Linked DNA regions of Homo sapiens: region 1 is linked to region 2. The links are chromatin contacts, found by Hi-C or POLR2A ChIA-PET in ENCODE. All regions are on one chromosome and are shown on one strand. Each heading gives the region's core, a stretch centred on a gene start or an enhancer-like site at or near the end of the contact. The rest is flanking DNA. Distances are from core to core; before and after follow the strand shown.

Region 1 (6,742 bases), core at 1-2,500, 3.1 Mb before region 2:
GGGAGTTCCCCCGCCGGCCGCGGAGGGGCCGCCTCCCCCCATGGCCCCGAAGCGCTGCTGAGCGAAGGACGAAGACGACGAGGAGGCGGAGGCGCTGGAGGAGGGAGGCGGCTTGGAGCCGGCAGCCGCCGCCGCGCCGGAGCCCGGAGTGCCACCTCTCGGGGAGCTCAGCGCGTAGGCCGGGGCGGGCGGGGGGTAGGCGCTGCGGTTGGGGTAGTAGGAGTTGTACTGGTGGTTGGGGAAGCCGTGGTCGTGAGAGTTCTGCTGGGGCCCCGCGTAGGGCTCCAGGCCCCCGCCGCCGCCGCTCTGCAGCGCTGCCAGGCCAGGGCTTTGTTGTCCGCCATGTTGTTGGTGGAAGACGGCGGCCGCGGCGGCGGCGACGGCAGACGGGCTCCGGCCGTAGGGTTGCCCGAAGCCGTAGGCTGGGGGCGGCAAGGCGGCCGCGGCTGAGTGAGGAGGCGCCCCCACCCCATCGCTGCTGCCGCCACCGCCGCCGCCGGGCGGCTCCGTGAGGTTATTGTTCAGGGCGGGCCTAGGGCCCGCGTTCCCGTTCGAGTTCTTCAGGTCCGGCTCCGCGCCGGGCCCGCCGCCGCTGCCGGCTCCGCCGCCGCCGCCACCCCCATTGCTCTCGGCCCCGTCCTGCAGCTCCTTTCCCAGCGGCTGCGGCGGCCCCACGGCGGGGCCCTCGCTTTCCTGCCCGGCGGCTGCCTTCATTTCCCCGCGCTCGGCCGCTGCCGCCGCCGCCGCCTCGCCCCCCGCCTCCTCCCGCTGCTGCTGCTCGGCTTTCTTCAGCTCCGAGGGCGGCGGCGGCGGCGGGTTGCCCAGGCTGCTGGCGGCGGCGGGGGCGACCTGCGCGGCCATGATCCCCGCTGTCTCGTCCGCGGAGAGACCCGGCCCTGTCTTCGTCTTCTCCCCCCCTCCCACCCCGCCCCGGGGCCCAGTCCCCCGGGCTGCCCTCCCCACCCGCCCGGGCGGGCCTCGCGGGGCTCCGCTGCTGCGCTGCGCTCGCTCCTCTCCCCCCCGCCCCGCCGGCTCAGGCTCCGGGCTGGCGGCGGCGGAGGAGGAGGAGGCGGCGGCGGCGGCCGAGGCGCCGGCGGCTCAGCTGCTCCCGGCTCTGTAGGCTCGGGACCCGGCTCTCCCGGCTCATTCCCCCCAAGCCCTTGCCTGGGAATGAGGGGGGCGGTGGAGGCTCCGCTCCCCAGGGCCTGGCCCCGCTGTGACTCTCCGCTTTCTGCTGCCGGAGAAAGGAGGAGGGAGGGAGGGAGGGAGGCGAGGGGGAGGGGGCGGGGAGGGAGGGAGGGAGCGGGGGGAGGGGGACCCGGGACGGGCGGGCTGGAGGGCGCGCGGCAGCAGCCGGGGCGCCGGGAGCCAGAGTCAGAGCGCGGGCCGAGCCCGGCGCCCTGCCTCCCCTCGCCAGCTGCGGCTTGGGTCGAGGCTGCTGCGCGGCAGCGGGCGGGCGAGCAAGCGGTCGGCCGGACTGAGCGGCTAGAGCGCCCCACTCTCCTCCGAGTCCCCCTCACTCCGACACGAGGCTCAGCACTGCCATTTTACCCAGCGCCGTCGCGGCCGCCTGGCAAACCCGGAGTGGAGAGCGGAGCGGGCGCAGGCCGTGGAACGGACTCGCTCCCTTCCCTTCACAAAGGAGGAGGGGAGAGAACAAGCCGCGGCGGCGGCAGGCCCTCAGCCGCTTTCGCTAGGCAGCGCCGCCGCCGAAGGCTTCGGAGAAAACCCGGCCCGGAGCCCGCGCATCTCTGGAGCCTGCGCCGCCTCCCTCCCGGCGTCCCTATCCAGGTCTGTCCCCTCCCGGCCGTACCGAGGGGAGCGGGCAGCGTGAACTTTACCCGCGGCTGCAAAATTGGCCAGAGCCTGAGACCGCGGCCGCCTCGGCCCAGCCCTGACCCCCTGGCAGCGGGCCCGGTCCGTTGGCTGCTGCTTAGCACCTCTACAGCACTTTTCGTCTTCAAAGCCTTCTACGGACCCCGCTAAAGACCCAACCTTTTTTACCCTCTTTGCAAGCCCGAAAGAATGACTGATCATTGTTCAGACGATTCGTTTCCCACTCGCCTGCCCTCATTAGCCGGTCCTTACAAGGCTCTGGGGGCATGAGGTCCGGATTATCCCCATTTTACAGAATTGAAAGAGAGGGGAGGGAACTGCCTGTCACTTAAAGTCAGAGGGCAGAGGAGGGTGACTTTAAAAAGAAGTGGAGTCACCAAAGCTGCCTTCGGTCTACTTGCCTTTAAAAAAAAAAAAATCAAGTTGTGAGCACATTCAACAATGGGATCAGAATATCAAAATGGATTTGAAGTCAAAACTGATCATCTCACCACTAACTTAAAATGGAGGCCACTGAAGTTGCTTTAGGAGCATAGAACAGTTACCCAGCAGGAAAACCTAAACACCGTTTCTCACTCCCTCTTAAGAAAACTTAGCCTACCATGACAAGTAGCCCCAGTCTCCAAAGACAGTACCTTCTAATACTGAAAACCCACAGAAGAGGCTCCAGGGACTGCAGGAACCTGAGTGTTCAAACCATTACAGAAGAGAGATGCAGAAAATGGAAACCATTTTCTCCTTGAAGAAAAGGCACAGTCCAACAAGTCACTTAGAAAATGGATGCTTGTCAGATTTGTTTTCTATCCTGTAGCGTAAAGATTGTTTAAAGTTTACCATTACATTCTAAGAGACCCCGATTGAGCTGGAGTTGGGTAGAAGGCCAGGTTTATCTGAAAAGATCGACATACACAGAAAGCTCCAGTGTTCTCCTGATCTACAGGCCCCACCAAATCCCAGCAGCAGCCTTTTCTTCCTCAGGCTGACTTGGAATGTTCTGATATGACAGGCTACAAAAGCCAGAGGGGATTCCAGCTCCTCACCAGACCCAAGGCTGCCTTGGGAAAGGCCCAGGCCAGTGTTCCTAGACACCAGGATCTCTTTTCCCCCTCAGATTTTGTAAAGGGAGACTTCATGGCCACAGGAGCATTATCTTAGATTATGCAGGACCCGGGAGTGCTGGCAATGTCCCTGGTCACTATGAATAATTCCAAAGCCTGAACTCATTTCTCTCCCCAAGAAAACTTACTGCATCCTACACCAGAAAGGCAAAACCTTCCTGTTAATCTAAGAGTGATGAGATTTAAAAAAAAAAAAAATCCCACAGTTTTATTCTTCTCCCCTCCCCCGGCCTCAAGCCAAGAACCAAACCAGCCTACCAAGAAGATCCGACTGACTGGTATGGGCCAGTGCCCTCTTTTCACTCACAGTCCTCAGGGGCAACAACTCTCCCCGGTGCATTAGGTCCTAGAAACCAAATTATAGGCTGCCTCATAAATAGAGCTTGGCTATTTAATCAACTGCCCCTGAGCTGGCAAACAGTCCTGAGTCCTGCACACAAATGAGGATTTTTTTACATGCCATTACTCTGCCATTTTCCTTAGAGCTGGGGTGTAATGGGAAACCTGGAGCCCAGTGAAAATCTGGAAGCTAGAATGGATTTCTCTCCAAAGAAAGCCCTCATCCCCTTTCTTCAATGGCTGTGAAATATGGAAAGCGCCAAAAATCTCCTTCCCTACACGTGGGCAAGCTGTTTTGAAAACAGTCACCATTTTTCTCTAGCAATAAGGTAAAGTGCACAAAAATCTATCCACCTGGGTTGGAGGAGATAATGTGGAATTTCTCTACTTTTTTTTTTTTTTAATTCACTAGGGTTCTCTTCCACTTTTACTTTTAGAGCCCCACACCACGATCCCAGGAAATGTTGGGCTGAGGGAACTTTTTTAGAAACTGGCCCATCAGCTTTCCCTAGGGGCAGTGGCAACGGGAAAGCGGGGGAGGGGAGGAGCTGGGCACGTGGCTGGCCCGAGCAGCGAGACCCCGGCTGGGGGCAGTGGGTCCTCCCTTCGGTGGAGTTTTTTCCCCCACGGCCCCTGCCTTTTAACCCCACACCCAGGCAGCTCAGGAATCCCGGCGCAGATTGGAGAACTAGGACTAGGACAGCGCTACCCTCGCGAAAGCACCTCGGCCAACAGCCTGATGGCAAATATGGACTGAATCGTTGACATGGAAACCGGACTAAAGTCTCGCTAGCTCTCCCTCACAGGAGAGTTCTTATCGCCGTCCCCGACCGCACGGCACTTAGCAAACGCGGACTGGATTTGAGGCCTGGAGGATCAGGCGGAGTTTCTGGGCGTATTAACTCCAGCGGCAGAGCAGCCAAGGAAGGGGGCAGGGCTGCCAGGACAAACCGGCTGAAAATGGCAGAGGATGTGCTCCCATTTTATCCGGCTGCACAGCGTGCATGGATTGGGCCCGAGGACAAGGGAACAACCTATTAAAATCCAGAGAGTCAACTGCAAAATGTGGAACCGAGGCCTGGAGGGTTTGCTAGGAGAGGGAAACGTTTGCAGGGAAGACAGCCCTTCCTTTCTCGCAATTTGCTTCCCCTAAATGTCTGAAATACAAAACTCAACAAACAAACAGAAGATCGGGCTCGGCTCCTTCCTCCACCCAATCCTTGTGGGAGAAGTCGTCTTAAGCCCAGGGACCCTAGCGAGGGTTTGCTTAGATTCCTAACTAAGGCGTGGAGAATCGCTGGAGCGCCAGGTTGTTGCCCCCACACGTTCCCGCCGCGGAACAGCAGCAGACACCCAGCAGAGCTCTCTCGAGTGCGAACTGGAGCTGCGAGTTTGAGCAAAAGGGCAACTATGTCAGTTGACGGAAGCCAGAAGCAGAGTTCAAAGCCTGGCGTGGATTTCCGTCTGGAGCTGTCTGTTCTTAAAGTTTGTAACTCCGTGTTAAGAAACAGCCCCAGCGGAGGCTTTGGGATCGGTGTGAAAGTCTAGCACTACCATCTGACAGCGAGCTGCAAAACTTTGGGCTGCATATTAAGCGAGGAAAGTGGATTGAAGCGAGAGTCAAGGCAATTCATTATGTTACCGGCTCCCATACGGGAGCTGTAAAATACGAACTGGATGCACACACGGAGAAAAATGGAATGAACTCGGAATGGCATTCAACAGCTCTTCGCGGTAAAACTGTGACTGCCAAGGATCTAGAATCCCAAAGGAGCAAACCAGGAGGCCTCAAACTTGGTTGGCACACAATAAATGCTTTTCTAGATCTTTTCCCCACTCATCTCAAACTCTTAAGCAATTTGGGGTCATTTATATTTCAGAATAAGGAACACATTTTGAGAAATGTTAATTTCTGAATGAGACTTTTTTTCCCCAAAGTAGCTGTGAAAAAAAGAGCCTCAGGCATAAGTCAGCCAGCTTATTTTGTCTCAATATAAATTAAAAATTACCCTCACCACCACCTCCACCAAAACTGAAATAAAAAATAAAATAAGTAAAAGTCCAGGCTGGTCTGGCTTGTGGCAGGTTTCAAACAAAAATAACACCCAGGGCCAGTCTAATATGAGGAAAAAGATACCAAGGCTTTCATATTCTTCTAAGTACAGCCTCACTCACCAGTCTCACTGGTGAGCTTGCTGACCAGTGAGCTTATTTTTGTGGAAAAGACTGAGTAAAGCTACTACTAATATTTTTTAAAAAAACAAAAAACAAAAAAACGGGACTGGGGTTTCATAAAACCACTGGGCAGATCAGGAAATTTGGATTTCTTATTTCTGCTGAGCTCATTGAAGATTTGTATTCACCAACTAATACAAAAAATACTGTATGAAAAACCTACTTAAAGCTTGAGCCGCGCGTGGTGGCGCACGCCTGTAATCCCAGCACTTTGGGAGGCCGAGGCAGGCAGATCACGAGGTCAGGAGATCGAGACCATCCTTGCTAACACGGTGAAACCCCGTTTCTACTGAAAATACAAAAAATTAGCTGGGCGTGGTGGCACCCGCCTGTAATCCCAGCCACTCGGGAGGCTAAGGCAGGAGAATCGGTTGAACCGGGGAGGCGGAGGTTGCAGTGAGCTGAGATGTCGCCACTGCACTCCAGCCTGGGCAACAAAGGGAGACTCCGTCTCAAAAAACAAAAAACAAAACAAAACAAAAAAAAGCTTGATAGCCTCTTCATAGTCAATCAAAAGAGAAACTTAACAATTTTGTGCTTGGTACTTATTACACTAAGCTGTTTTTAGATCTGGAAGGCTAAGCACCAACAATATTACCAAGGTAAGGTCACCAATCTTAGCACAGAAGGCTATTGCCCAGGAACAGGAAAAGTCTGTTATCTAGGATTTCCCATGTTAAACCAATGTAGGTTGCTTTTGTTTTGTTTTGTTCTTTAAAACCAACCTAGGGAAATTTCACACATATAAAATGATTATAAGGGAAGTTTTTGAGAGTTGACAAGAAAATCAGAAGGAAAAATCAAACACTGTATTCTAGGTGGAGATTTCTTTCAGCCCTTGCCTGCATAAAGCTTTCTTACACTGCCATTTTACTGAGTTAGGAAAAAGAGTCAGTGGGGAAGTTTCTCACAGCAACTCTGGAATGGATCTGGAATGGAGTCTTTTATTCCAACACAAGTTCTGTAGAAGAGTTGGAAAGAGAAGGAAAAAACAGTGTAAGCACAGACAAAATGGAGGGAGGCAGGCATGCAGTCCTATGAAATAGGATAGGTGGCTAAAAAAGCAAATGTGCTGTCTGTTCTCTGCAAAGCAACCACCTTAAGAGAATCCTCCAGCATGATGATACTGGGTGTTTTTGTATAAGAATCAAAGAAAATCCAAAGAAATCTATTAGGTATAAGACAGGAATTGAGTGGCCCCTAATGAAAAACAT
Region 2 (7,201 bases), core at 3,661-6,160:
CCACCTCAGCCTCCCCAGTAGCTGAGACCACAGATGTGCACTACCAGGCCTGGCTAATTTTTCATTTTTTTGTAGAGATGGGGTTTTGCCATGTTGCTCAGGCTGATGTCGAACTCCTGAGTTCAAGCAATCTACCCGCCTCAGCCTCCCCAAAGTGTTGGGACTATAGGCGTGAGTCACCACGCCTGATGCAGAGTGGTTTCTAAACTAACTGTAGAAATACAAATATGGGCTCACAACGGAGAGAACAGGTAATATTGCCTGAGATGGGATAAAGCAGGGAGCACAGTATATGTCCTATTAATTAATCAAGACACTTCAGGGAAATCTATTTGCAGAAAAAAGCAACAGAGAAGAAGAGAAAGTCTGAACTTCAACTTTTAAGACAGAAAGCCCTCAAATGCAGACTTTACCTGTCTGTGCCTCAGTTCTCTTATCTGTAAAATGGGAATACTAATAGAATTGGTCTCATAGGGTTATTGTTAGGTTTAAGCCAAATCACTGAAGCATTCGTTGAACAAATATTTATTGAACATCTTCTACATACCAGGCACATTATATACAGTAAAGAGCTAGCAAAATGCCCGTCACCAATAAAACACTTAATAAATGTCAGTGCCTGTCCTCTTTCCCCCAATTCATAAGTTAGATAAAACTTCAGGACAGAAGTACAAGAGAGATCATAAGGCAGGACAGGCTAAAGGCCAAGTCAAGAGCATGAGATATGTGTGTTTAGAGAACAGCGAGGATGTGGCCAGATGGGTCTGCGAATGCTTCCTGGAGGAAGTGGGCTTTGCATCAGAACTTGGAGGATACACAAGGAGAGGAGGGAGGACTCCATGCAGCAATGATGGCATAAACAAAAACTGGGGCAAGGAAATTAGATAAGAAACATGTTTGATCCAGACACTGACCCTTTCTGTAAGATTCTGGATTTTTGGAGGGCAAATGAAGCAACAGTGAAAGTTCAAGATTTTCTAAATCTAAAACAAAATCAAGGGTAAGTACAGATGAAAATGTACTTAACCGTATCACAAGCATTTGCATTTCTTTCAATTTTGCTCCAACTTTGGTATCACTTTTTATGCAGGGCATTTCCCATAGGGAATAGTTCCATGTGTTTCTACTATGTATATTTAGATTGTCTGCTTTTCCTGTTCAATGTGGCTCCTGAAGGCAGGGGCTGTATTTTATCGCCAGTACATTGCTGGTGCTTGGCATATAGTGAGCACTCAGTAAGCATTTCATCGAATGAATTACTTTTATATTTCTATTTTACATAAAAGCATGAAATTTTGAATTTGTGCTAAAATTCTTAATCCTGGCCTAGGGCAAGTATAATATTGATATGTATAAGGAAAGCCAGGCAGGATTGTTTAGCTGGAGACAGCTTCTAGAATGACCAGCCCAGGATCCAGTAGGACTTGCTGGAGCCACACAGAGGCCTTGCTAAACTAAAATTATGAATTCGCAGGCTGTGCTACGAACCCATTAGGCTATGTTGCTTTAAACTCGGGTCAGCCAACCAAAAGGTGGATGCAAAAGACTTTCTTTAAACAAGCCAGCAGCTTGAGGCTTGAAATAGAACAGAAAGGGAATTCACAGGACTCAACCTTGTCTTCTGTCTGGAGCTCTTGAGACCCAAGGATACTGGCCAGGCGAACCACACTGCGATAAGAAACAGCAGCTGAAAGTTTGTTTTTGGAGCCACCAGATCCAGTGGGTGGACTGTGTCTTGAAATAGAAGCATCTCAAAGGCCTGTGAATCATTTCTTAGTGCCGGCCTGCAAGGTTTCATATCCTGTTCTCAGAGCTACCTTGGGTGCTGTATGTATATGTATGTGTGTGTATTGTTTTCAGGGTTGTTTGCCTAGGATTTGGTTTTGAAACTTTTACTTTCTTTTAATAGCTTTTTTTTTTTTTTTTTAAGCTGGAAGAATTTTTCAAATGGTTTTTGCGAGAAAGTTCAAACCCTGGAATGACTAAGTCGCTGGAAGAATTTGGACTTTGTGAGGGGAATTTGCACTTGGTATGAATCACCCAGTCACTGATTCCTGCAGTGAGAAGACCTTTCGGAAAGCTTCTGGGTCAGCCCCCTCGTACACATGGGGAAACCGAGGCTCAAGGAGGGGAAGGACTTCAGCCAAGGTCCCACAGCATGTCTGTGGAAATGACAGGACTGGAATCAGGTCTAGCTCCTGGAACAGCTTTGGATTTGCAAGAAGCTCTCAAGCACCCAGTCTCCATAGGTGGGCACATTTTCCAAACAGTAGAGGAACAGAAAGAACAAGAGGGTTCTGAGGAGTTAGAACTCACCATAGAGTTATGGAAGGAATGGGGAAGGGATTGCCGGAAGGTATTTTATATGAAATAGCTCATTTAATCCTCCCCAGGATCCTATTAGGCAGTGGTTCTAAACTAGGGTTGATTTTGCCCCCAGAGGACATTTGGCAAGATCAGGGGACATTTTAGGTTTGTCACAGCTTGAGTGGGAGTTGCTACTGGCATCTCTTGGCAGTGAATACCCTATGTGGTAGAGGCCAGGGATACCGCTAAACATCCTGCAATGCACAGGACAGCCTCACAACAAAGAATTATCCAGCCCAAAATGTCAATAGTGTTGGGTCTGAGAAGCCCTGCTATGCAGAGGGCGCTTGTATATACATATCAATTTAACAGCCAAGAAAGCCGAGGCTCAGAAAGTGTAGCCACTCGCTAGCCACGTGGTCTTGGGCAAATTAGCCTCTCTGTGTCTCAGTTTCCTTATCTGTAAAATGGAGGCAACAGTACCTCTGTTACCTAAATAAACATTTGTAAAGCACTTAGAATGGTGCCTGGCACATAGTGTTACATGAATGTTTGCTAAAAATATATAAACAAGCTTACCCAGGAAACACGGAAAGTAAAAGAATTGTAATGAAAGCCCAGGTGAAAAAAATCTAAAGAGACTTAAGGACATGGGGGCTGGAATATGAGAGACCTCCTGGGGGTGTACAGCCCTGTGAGCAGGTAAGGCTGTCCACCGTGTGACATCCTATGTTCCCTGCCACCCCCCACCACCAGTAGCCATGAGGTTTTCCTTCTCAGACACTGCTACCTTAAATGCACTTCATCTTTTTAGGTTAAAATGATATGCACTTCAACATGAATCTCCTTGGCAAGTATCTGACACAGTAAGCCACTATCAGTCACTAAGAATAATTCAGGATAAATTAGTTTTTCAGTTGCCTCCCAACAAATAGGCCGAATGCAGGTTATACTGAGAGTGGAAGGTAAACAGAGGCTGACAGCTTAGTGTTCAGAGGCAGGCTTAGGACAGTGCTGGCAGGTGCACAGTTGTCCTCAGCAATCCTAGACCATCAGTCATTCCCCTACCAGCCAGCACCACCTAGAACAGGCCTCAAGTCTGGGCCCTGCCTAGCTTTGCACCCCCTTTCAGAACCTGCTCCTGACCCTCCCCCACCTTCAGCTCTCCTGGTCTTTTTACTCAGTCTGGGGCCTATTCCCTACTTTCCCACTTTGACCTCTAATCCTGTCCTCAGTCAGAGCCCAGATTCCTCCACCAGCTGCTGAGACCTGCCAACTTGCTAAGTGATTGCCCTACTCAATGCTGAAGGCCTGACATATCAGCCCGGCTCTCTCAGCAAGCCCCAGGGCTGTGAAGGAAACTGGGCAGAGGGTGTCACAAGAGTGGAGGGAGAAAAAACCAAAGCAAGGGTCACCCATATCTCTACTCTGCCCAGAACCCGCCTGCTACGCCTATTCATTAGAACATTCATGGCCATTTACCGAGCTCTTTAAGCTATGAGTCTTGCACACTTACAACAGCTCTCACAGCTGTGCCCCACTCCCCCATCCCTGGAGACCTACAAGGGCCCATATTAACTGTATTACTTCTCTATTGCTGCTATAACAAAATGACTACAAACTTAGTCACTTAAAACAACTTAAGTTTATGCTCTCAAACCAACCTGATCTCACTGGGCTAAAATCAGGGTGTTTGCAGGGACTTCCCTTTCGGAGAATCTGGAAGATAATTGATTTCCTTGCCTTTTCCAGCTTCTGGAGGCTGCCAACATTCCTTGGGTTGTGACCCCTTCCTTCATTTTCAAAGCCAGCAACATGGCATCTCTCTGACCCTGTTTTCGTGGTTGCCTCTCTTTCTCTGACTCTTTTCTGCTGCCCTCTCCCACTTTTAAGGACCCTTCTGATTCCATTGGACCCACCTAGATAATCCTGCATAGCAACCTTCATTCCATCTGCAAACTTAATTCCCACTTGCCGTGTAACAGTACATTCACAAATTATAGGGATTAGGACACAGACATCTTTGGAGGTGACTATGATCCTGCCTACCATGTTAACCAACCCAGAGTGGCGGGGACCATACAACCCAGAGAGCTTGTGCTCCTTCTCAAGGGAGCAACTGCTGCTCAGCTCCAGCTGTCATCATCATGCATCAGTATGGGTTCAGTGTGGCTGAGTCTGCCAATATTTCAAGTGAAATCAGAAAATTGGACTTTCAGGTGAAGATTTCCAATTCTGACATCACTGTGCAGACCAAAAAAGAACAAAAAATCTCATAGGCTAGATATAGCCTGAAGCCACCCAGGTGTGACCTCTGGGTCCACCTCTACCACATCAGCTGTGTGAGATGATGAGATTTCTCTGGCATTTACAGGCTCTGCAGGTTCTGGGGGATGGAGAACCAGTCAGGCCTAGAGGCCAGAGAGAATGTGGTCAGGAGCATAGCGGGTACTGAAGGGGGTGCCTCAGGGGAAAGTTCAGAGGGAGAAGGGACTGACCATCTCCCTAAGGGACTAACCATCACCTGCAGGAAGCAGCAGTGCCTCAAAGGGTACAGGAAATCAGGCTGAGGCCGACCTGAAGAAATCAACCAGAGTAAGGTGGGCTTTATGGCTTGTGACCTCAGAACAAATCAAGCACACTCTTTCTACTTTCAAAAAGTATCAGTTCTTCCCCTCCCCACAAAACTAGCAACATTGGCTGACTGTGAGAAGAGGATGGCAGGGGCCGGGGTGAGAAGGAGGCCTTTCACTTTATGCCTCTCGAGCTTTTTGAGTTTTTAACCAGGTGAAAGTATTACCTACTTAAAACATTAAATTCAAAAGCTTTTATTCATTTAAAAATATTTTAAAATACAATCGATTACATTAGAGGTAAAAACACAAAAGTAGTTGTCATGGTGATGCTACTGCACTTCCATGAAGATGGTATGTGTGGTCATATAACAGGATGGTTTAGAAATGGTGAAATCTTCATACATTTGGCTAATTACTCCGGACCCATCGCCTGTCATTCAAACTGATGGCTGCTTTTCCTTATCCTTACATGCCAGCACTTGAATAAACCAGGTTGGTGTCTTTTGGAGTTCTTTTCCATTCTGACTGGCACAAAGCTAAGGCTCTGGAGTCAGTCGGCTTGCCTCTTCCATGCTGTGTGACCTTGAACAACATGCTTAGCCTCTCTGAGCCTGTTTCCTCATCTGTATAATGGCTTCATAGGCTTTTTATGAAGATAAATGAGTTAATGTGTATAAAGCACTTGAAACAGCACAAAATCAGTGCCCATAAATGTTGACACTTATTATTAACTATTTTCATTATTCTTTTAATCTTGTTTATTTTTGAGTGGGGGGATTATTAAAACCATAACTTAAGACATGTAACAAAACATAAGTAACGTAGGTGAACTAAAATGAAGCGAATTTAACCTCTGGTCCCCCAAATCCTTACAAGCGCCCTCTTAACAGGAGTATCATTGTCTATTTCATAGATAGAAAAACTGAAGCTTGGGGAAAGTGAGTGAGTTGCTCTAGGACACTGAGTTTGGAAATAGAAAAGATAGGAGCTTGAACCGCGTTTTCAAGACTCCAGATCCCATGGCTTTCAACTCGAGGCTGTCCTACAGTATGATTATAAAGTAACAGGTGCTCCTTCCTTATTTGGTCCAAAAGAAAAAAAAATTGCAGGGCTCAGAGGGGAACTTGGCTTTTTGATTTGTTCAGTTTGGGGTCAGCCCTTCCTTGCTCCTGGCCCCAGATTCAGTAGATTCCAGGGTGGGGGGGTCAGGTCAGCAGGTCTCTGGCTTATATTCTGGCCTCAGCTTTGGAGCCAAGTTATTCTCTCCCCTGGGAGGGAGTCAGGGTTGGGGAGGGGGTGTCAGAGCCTGGAGACTGCTGTGGATGTCCCTGGCCCAGCTGTGGCCTGAGCTTTCTCACCAGGAGGCTTTCCCAGCATCCCCACTCTTCCCCAGGCCTTCTGCCATCTCTCCCAATTCTCACCATCCAAGAAGTAGTTGTTGCAGCTTGAAAACATGGCTGCTAGCAAACTTGTGGGTTAAATGCCCCAGGAAGATGGAGCGCACTGCCCAAGCAATTTCCAGGAAGCAGGACAGCCCAGAGGTCAGGAACACTTTGCAGTTTTGAAATTTGGCTCTTTTGCTTCTAGCTCTTCGGTCTTAGGCGGGTGGCTTCACCTTTCTGATGCTTCCGCAACTGTGAAATGGGATGATAATAGTATCTGTCACAAAAGTTGTTTGGAAGCCTGGGCAGCATAGAGAGACCCTGTCTCTACAAATAAGTACAAAAAAATTGGGCCGGGCGCAGTGGTCTATAATCCTATAATCACAGCACTTTGGGAGGACCAGGCAGGCAGATCACGAGGTCAGGAAATCGAGACCATCCTAGCTAACATGGTGAAACCCCGTCTCTACTAAAAATACAAAAAAATTAGCTGGGTATGGTGGTGGGCGCCTGTAATCCCAGCTATTCAGGAGGCTGAGGCAGGAGAATGGTGTGAACCCAGGAGGCGGAGCTTGCAGTGAGCCGAGATTGCACCACTGCACTCCAGCCTGGGCGACAGAGTGAGACTTCATCTCAAAAAAAAAAAAAAAAATTTGCCAGCTGTGGTGGCATGTACCTGTGGTTCCAGCTACTCGGGAGGCTGAGGCAGGAGGATTGCCTAAGCATGAAGGTTGAGGCTGCAGTGAGCCATGATCAGGCCACTGCACTCCAGCCTGGGCAACAGAGCAAGACCCTGTCTCCAAAAAAAAAAAAAAAAAAGTTGTTGGGAGAATTTTTAAAAAGAGATTTATTGGTGTTTAATTTACATACTAGAAAATTCACCAATATTTATGTATATAATTCAATGATTTTTAGCACATTTACAGAGTCGTGCAA

Evidence for each region. Hi-C counts contacts between places; a loop is a spot of excess contacts on that map. ChIA-PET counts read pairs that join two places held with the same protein, here RNA polymerase II (POLR2A). Pooled maps may share reads with other maps.
Region 1: a loop to region 2 is called in a pooled map, with 2.4 times the contacts of the local background. The contact joins the promoter of ARID1A here to the enhancer-like site in region 2. A Hi-C loop is called at or near these places in 1 of 168 maps with a recorded cell type or tissue (gastrocnemius medialis) and 1 of 50 pooled maps. POLR2A ChIA-PET finds 5 or more read pairs at or near these places in 3 of 52 experiments (H1, OCI-LY7 and Panc1).

What each region holds. Positions count from the first base shown.
Region 1 is chr1:26,690,523-26,697,264 of GRCh38, reverse strand. ARID1A (AT-rich interaction domain 1A) reads right to left here and starts at 1,250. Exons shown (of 20, transcript NM_006015.6): 1 at 1-1,250. The coding sequence starts at 861. It overlaps LOC124900417 (translation initiation factor IF-2-like), which reads left to right and starts at 860. Exons shown (of 2, transcript XM_047439473.1): 1 at 860-1,048; 2 at 1,300-5,357. The coding sequence starts at 860. The coding sequence ends at 1,986. LOC105376888 (a long non-coding RNA gene) reads right to left here. Exons shown (of 3, transcript XR_001737950.2): 3 at 6,453-6,489. LOC101928728 (a long non-coding RNA gene) reads left to right here and starts at 3,134. Exons shown (of 1, transcript NR_135804.1): 1 at 3,134-5,355. RefSeq lists silencers at 1-236, 287-616, 987-1,146, 1,237-1,566 and enhancers at 545-1,480, 1,481-2,417, 4,250-4,349, 4,066-4,580.
Region 2 is chr1:23,572,063-23,579,263 of GRCh38, reverse strand. It overlaps LOC124903876 (a long non-coding RNA gene), which reads right to left. Exons shown (of 3, transcript XR_007065537.1): 3 at 5,564-6,517. It overlaps LOC107984928 (a long non-coding RNA gene), which reads left to right and starts at 1,557. Exons shown (of 2, transcript XR_007065540.1): 1 at 1,557-1,837; 2 at 1,931-2,828. RefSeq lists an enhancer at 4,418-4,507. Within about 2 kb of position 4,910, at least 5 of the 41 ENCODE cell types and tissues checked have a DNase peak (open chromatin) inside an H3K27ac peak, as active enhancers do; they include OCI-LY7, where a contact is called at or near this core.